Linked DNA regions of Homo sapiens: region 2 is linked to region 1. A link is an interaction called in ENCODE POLR2A ChIA-PET data of the cell type or tissue named here. Cell type or tissue: HCT116. All regions are shown on one strand. Region 1 overlaps PDE4A (phosphodiesterase 4A). Region 2 has its middle 9.3 kb from the start of MRPL4.

What was found. Peaks named below come from ENCODE experiments on the same cell type or tissue, not always from the same donor. Only the 100,000 strongest peaks of a DNase experiment are listed, where the experiment ranks them.
Region 2: POLR2A ChIA-PET joins it to region 1 with 6 read pairs; 4 of 35 experiments call an interaction of 5 or more read pairs at or near these places.

What each region holds. Positions count from the first base shown.
Region 1 is chr19:10,431,778-10,434,277 of GRCh38, reverse strand. The region is part of intron 1 of PDE4A (phosphodiesterase 4A); the gene reads right to left. Among named protein-coding and RNA genes, the nearest start is that of PDE4A, 12 kb to the right of the region's middle. RefSeq lists enhancers at 1,035-1,717, 1,718-2,401 and silencers at 1,717-2,036, 2,057-2,216. In HCT116, no CTCF peak of the experiment used is centred here; no DNase peak of the experiment used is centred here; H3K4me3 peaks cover 1,414 bases; H3K27ac peaks cover 2,313 bases.
Region 2 is chr19:10,241,644-10,244,143 of GRCh38, reverse strand. No RefSeq gene overlaps it. Among named protein-coding and RNA genes, the nearest start is that of MRPL4, 9.3 kb to the left of the region's middle. RefSeq lists an enhancer at 1,453-1,532. In HCT116, no CTCF peak of the experiment used is centred here; no DNase peak of the experiment used is centred here; H3K4me3 peaks cover 587 bases.

The DNA.
Region 1 (2,500 bases):
AGCCAAGATCACTCCACTGCACTCCAGCCTGGGTGACAGAGCGAGACCCTGAAAAAAAAAAAAAGGAAGAAAGAGAGAAAGAAGGAAAGAAGGAAAGGAAGAAAGAAAGGAAGGAAGGAAGGAAGAAAGAAAGAAACTGAGGCACATAAAGGATAAATACTATGGTTATTAGTAGCAGAGCATGGATTTCTTTTAAAATTTATTTATTTTGTAGAGATGAGGTTTTACTATGTTGCCCAGGCTGGTCTCAAACTCCTGGGCTCAAGCCATCCTCCCACCTCAGCCTCCCAAAGTGCTGGGATTACAGGCATGAGCCACCACGCCCGGCCTAGAATGTGGATTTGAACCCAGGCAGCTGAGCTACAAAGCTGCGACGAGTGTCTTCCCCCGGGGCGCACAGGGCAGGCAGGCCTGGTGTCTCCCCCGGCTCCCCGTGCTTTTCCACCTGACTCACTTGTAGGTGGTGCCAGGCAGCCTTTATGGAAAGGCCTGGCATTTGCTTTGTGAAGGTCACATGGAGGTTGAAGGCGGGTGCTGGTGTGTGTCTCCCAGGCAGGCGCGTAGTGCCAGGTGACACAGCTCTTTGGGGGGCTGAGTATGTAAGAGACTGGGGGAGAGGGAGGTCTGTGTGCCCCCGGGCATCACACATAGACATCTCTGTGGCATCGCACATCTGCCTGTGTGAGCAGGGGCTGGGTGCTCATGGGTGCCTGTGTGCATCTCTGTGTCTTTATCTGTGTATTTCTGAGTCTGGGTGACTTTATGAGACCGTGTCGCACTGATACTGTGACAGTCCCTGACCCCTGTGTGGGCACGGGGTGCGTTCCTGTGTGTATCTGGTGCAGGTGGGAGTACAGCATACAGGAACATGTGTGGGCCCTGGGTGTGTATTTTTGTGAGAATGTGTCTCACCAAAATACAGTGTCCCCCACTGTGGAGGAACGCAGTGTAGACGAGGATGTGCGAGGGCTGGGCCAGGGTTGCTGTGGTCTGTGTGTCACCTGTGTGTGGCCATGAGTCAACTGCAGGGTCCTCTTGGTGCAGCCAGGAGACCCATACCTAGTACGGTAAACACCAGGTGACCCGGATTGCCCTGTGTGCGGCCCTGTGTGTGTGTCTGTGTTAGAGACCATGGAGCAGGAAAGCAAGAACAAGGCTAGAAACCCCTGAGAATTCTGAGAACTTAAAGGCCACTCACAGCCCCAGCTCAGTCCAGCCTATTCTAAACACCCTCCATGAGACCCAGAATCTCCCCTCCCCACCCCCAACCCAGCTTGGTTTTCAGCCTGGCAGCTCCAGCATGAGAGGGGGTGGGGAAGGTAAGGCTGGAGACACTGAGCCAGGCAGGGACTTAGGGATCTGGTTCTAGGCCAGTGGCCTGGGAGTGGAGCCCAGGTGACGCTGGACACCCATATTTGCAGCCAAAGTGAATGCCAGAAGCTCAGGTTTAAGGACACAAAGAGGGTGACGGGTCCTACCTTGGATAGGCAGGAATGGACCCAGCACCCACTTTGAGGGCTGCCACCTTCAAGAAGCCCTCAGCAGCACCCCAGGCCTTTAGAGCCAGGAAAGGGGGTGGGGCCCCAGCCAGATCCTGGAAGCCACTTAGGGGACTCACCCAGGTAGACTCAGCACCCCCACCCCCCCAGCACAGCCAGTGCCCTTCAGTATTAAAAGAGAGGACTGACTGGCCACGGGCCACCCACCTGACAGATCTGCCCGGAGGGTGCCGACGGGTGTCCTCATCGCTGAAGGGGAAGTGGGTCAGGGACTCGGGGCCCGTGGGGGGCAGTGCCAGGGCAGGGGGCCGGGGCCGGGCCCGGGGCGCTGCACCGGAGCGCATGGGAGCCAAGCGCCGTCGTCGGGGCGCGCATGGGGACGGCGGCAGGGCGGTGTGGCGCGCGCTGCTGGCCAGGCCCAAGGTGTCTGCGGCCTCCACTGCCGGCACCGCCTCCACGCCTCTGGTGACCCCCCCAGGGACAGCCCCGGGCGGTCGAGCGTTCCCGGGTCTGCACGGGGGAGGGGAGCGCACGGGCGCTCTGTCTGCCTCCCCCTGCAGGGGTCCTGCGGAGTCGGACGCACACTTCCCCCCCCCCCCCCCGTCTCCTCCCTCCTAGGCCTCTGGGGTGCCCCGGGGCTCCGGTTTCCCGGCTCCGGGCCCGCCCTCCTGCCACCGCCTCCGGCCCCGCCTTTCCCCCCTCCCCGCCCTGACGTCGAGCTGGGCCCGCTCGAGGTCTCTGATCGCTGATCGCCGTGCGCCCCCGGGGAAACGGGACTCGAGTGTGGGGCCGGGTGACATAAACCCAGGGGAGGGGAAGGTGCAGCTCAGCGGTGGGAAGGAGAAACAAAACAGAGACAGAAGAGACAGAAGTGGAGACAGAGACGCAGGACGCAGAGAGAGAGACCCGGAGAGAAGCAACGATTTCCCTACACACACCCTGCGGACCCCACGCGGGGCTCCCAAAGGCCCTGGCCCCTCTTCCTCTTCTGTCCCCGCCCC
Region 2 (2,500 bases), 190 kb after region 1:
TATCGATCTCTTGACCTCGTGATCCGCCTGCCTCAGCCTCCCAAAGTGCTGAGATTACAGGCGTGAGCCACTGCACCCTGCCTTTTTGTATTTTTAGTAGAGACACGGTTTCACCATGTTGTCCAGGCTGGTCTCAAACACCTGGCCTCAAGTGATCTGCCCGCCTTGGCCTCCCAAAGTGCTGGGATTACAAGCGTGAGCCACCGCGTCCGGCCCCCAGTTATGAGTCTTAATAAAAGGGCAGTAACGACCAGGGGACCTTCACACCAAAAGGCTCAAAGTTTGACCATTTTGAGCCAAGCCTGGGGAGAGGTCAAAGGCCAATGCAACCAGCCCTCTCCTGTGGATCAAAGGCTCAATTGCAGGTGACCTCTGTCCTTGGTAGTGTGGGACCAGCATCAACCCTGTAATCCAGAGAGGGTCTTTGCTGGCTGTGGGTATCACACCAATTTAGGGGGCACATATCAGATGCGGGAAGGCCCCTCAACATCTGGCCTCAGCTTTTCCTCCATTACTGAACAAGGGTTCTCACAAAGGCCAGGGGTCAGGCCTGCAATACTGGGGGGCAGCCCCCCAAAAAGAAGGTACAGAGCATGAGGTCGGTGGCTAAAGTGATCCGCCCAACTCAGCCTCCCAAAATGTAGGGATTACAGGCTTGAGCCACCTCACCCAGTCAATTTTCTTCATCTTTAAAATGGGATTGGCTGGGTGTAATGGCTCACGCCTGTAATCAGCACTTTGGGAAGCCGAGGAGGGTGGATCATTTAAGGTCAGGAGTTTGAGACCAACCTGACCAACATGATGAAACCCCGTCTCTACTAAAAATACAAAAATTAGCCCGGCATGGTGGCGGGCGCCTGTAATTCCAGCTACTCAGGAGGCTGAGTGACGAGAATTGCTTGAGCCCGGGAGGCAGAGGTTGCAGTGAGCCAAGATTGCGCCACTGCACTTCAGCCTGGGTGACAGAGCAAGACTCCATCTCAAAAAAAAAAAAAAAAAAAGTACAGGGCATGGATGGATGACACAGATCTGTTGGTGGGGGGTGAGGGGTGGTCTCCTATACTAGGGAGAGCTGCCTAAAGCGCCCCTCCCCCATCAACTGTCCAAACATCTGCTGTTTGTTTGTTTTCAGCTCAGCTTGTGTGTAACTGCCAAGCTCCGTGAGGGGGCAAAGCCTCCCACGGAGGGCCTCCCCGCAGTGGGGCTGATTTGCATGGATATTTTCATTCCCTACAGTTCCCTGAGCAACCAGGACAGGCGTGAAGGGTAGAAAAAAAGCCACAGAACTAGCCCTCCAGGCAGGTGTTGGCGAGAACCAGAGAGTCCAACCTCCTTGAGGGCCTGAGACCCTGGGCATGTCACATTGGCTCTCCAGGCCTCAGTTTCCTCCTCTGTAAAATGGGGGTATAGTTGCCCCTACCCACATGGTTCTTGCAGGGCTTAAGCCTGCGAGCCCTGGCATCATCTAGTCCCTGTGCTGTTCTCCCTGCATGGCTCGGGGCTGACCTCTGCACGGGACATCTCCCCTGCCAACTGGCTTCTGGCCACATTTAGCCAATGGGAGGCACTGGGGGCAGATTTTCCGAGAGGAAGGTAGGAGAAGCCAAGATATTTCTTTTCTCTTCTTTTCTTTTTTGAGACGGAGTTTCGCTCTTGTCGCCCAGGCTGGAGTGCAATGGCACGATCTCAGCTCACTGCAACCTCCACCTCCTGGGTTCAAGTGATTCTCCCGCCTCAGCCTCCCAAGTAGCTGGGATTACAGGCACGCACCACCATGCCCGGCTAATTTGGTATTTTTAGTAGAGACGGGGTTTCACCATGTTGGTCAGACTGGTCTTGAACTCCTGACCTCAGGTGATTCACCTGCCTCAGCCGCCCAAAGTGCTGGGATTACAAGCGTGAGTCACCGCACCCGGCCTCTTTTTGCTTTTTTTCTAGGGATAGGGTCTTACTCTGTCACCCAGGCTGTAGTGCAGTGGCACAATCATAGCTCACTGCAGCCTCGACCTCCTGGGCTGACGTGATCCTTCTGCCTCAACCTCCTGAGTAGCTGGAACCACAGGTGCGTGCAACCATACATGGATTTTTTTTTTAAAGATTTTTAAAATAGAGATGGGGGTCTCCTATATTACCCAGGCTGGTCTCAAACCCCTGGCTTCAAGTGATCCTCCCACCTTGGCCTCTCAAAGTGCTGGGATTACAGTCATGAACCACTGCACCCAGCCCAAGATATTTCTCCCCATATGCCTCTGGTAGCACCTCCCATTAGATATCATCTTCCTATATGGTAATTTCTATTTAAATTTTTTACATGGTCTGCCATATCCTTTATTTTTATTATATTTTTTAAGAGATGAGGTTTGGCTATGTTGCCCAGGCCGGAGTCCAACTCCTGGGCTCAAGTGATCCTCCTGCCTCAGCCTCCCGAGTGGCTGGGACTACAGGCCTACACCACCATGCTTGGTTTATGCTAATTTTTTTTTTTTTTTTTGAGATGGAG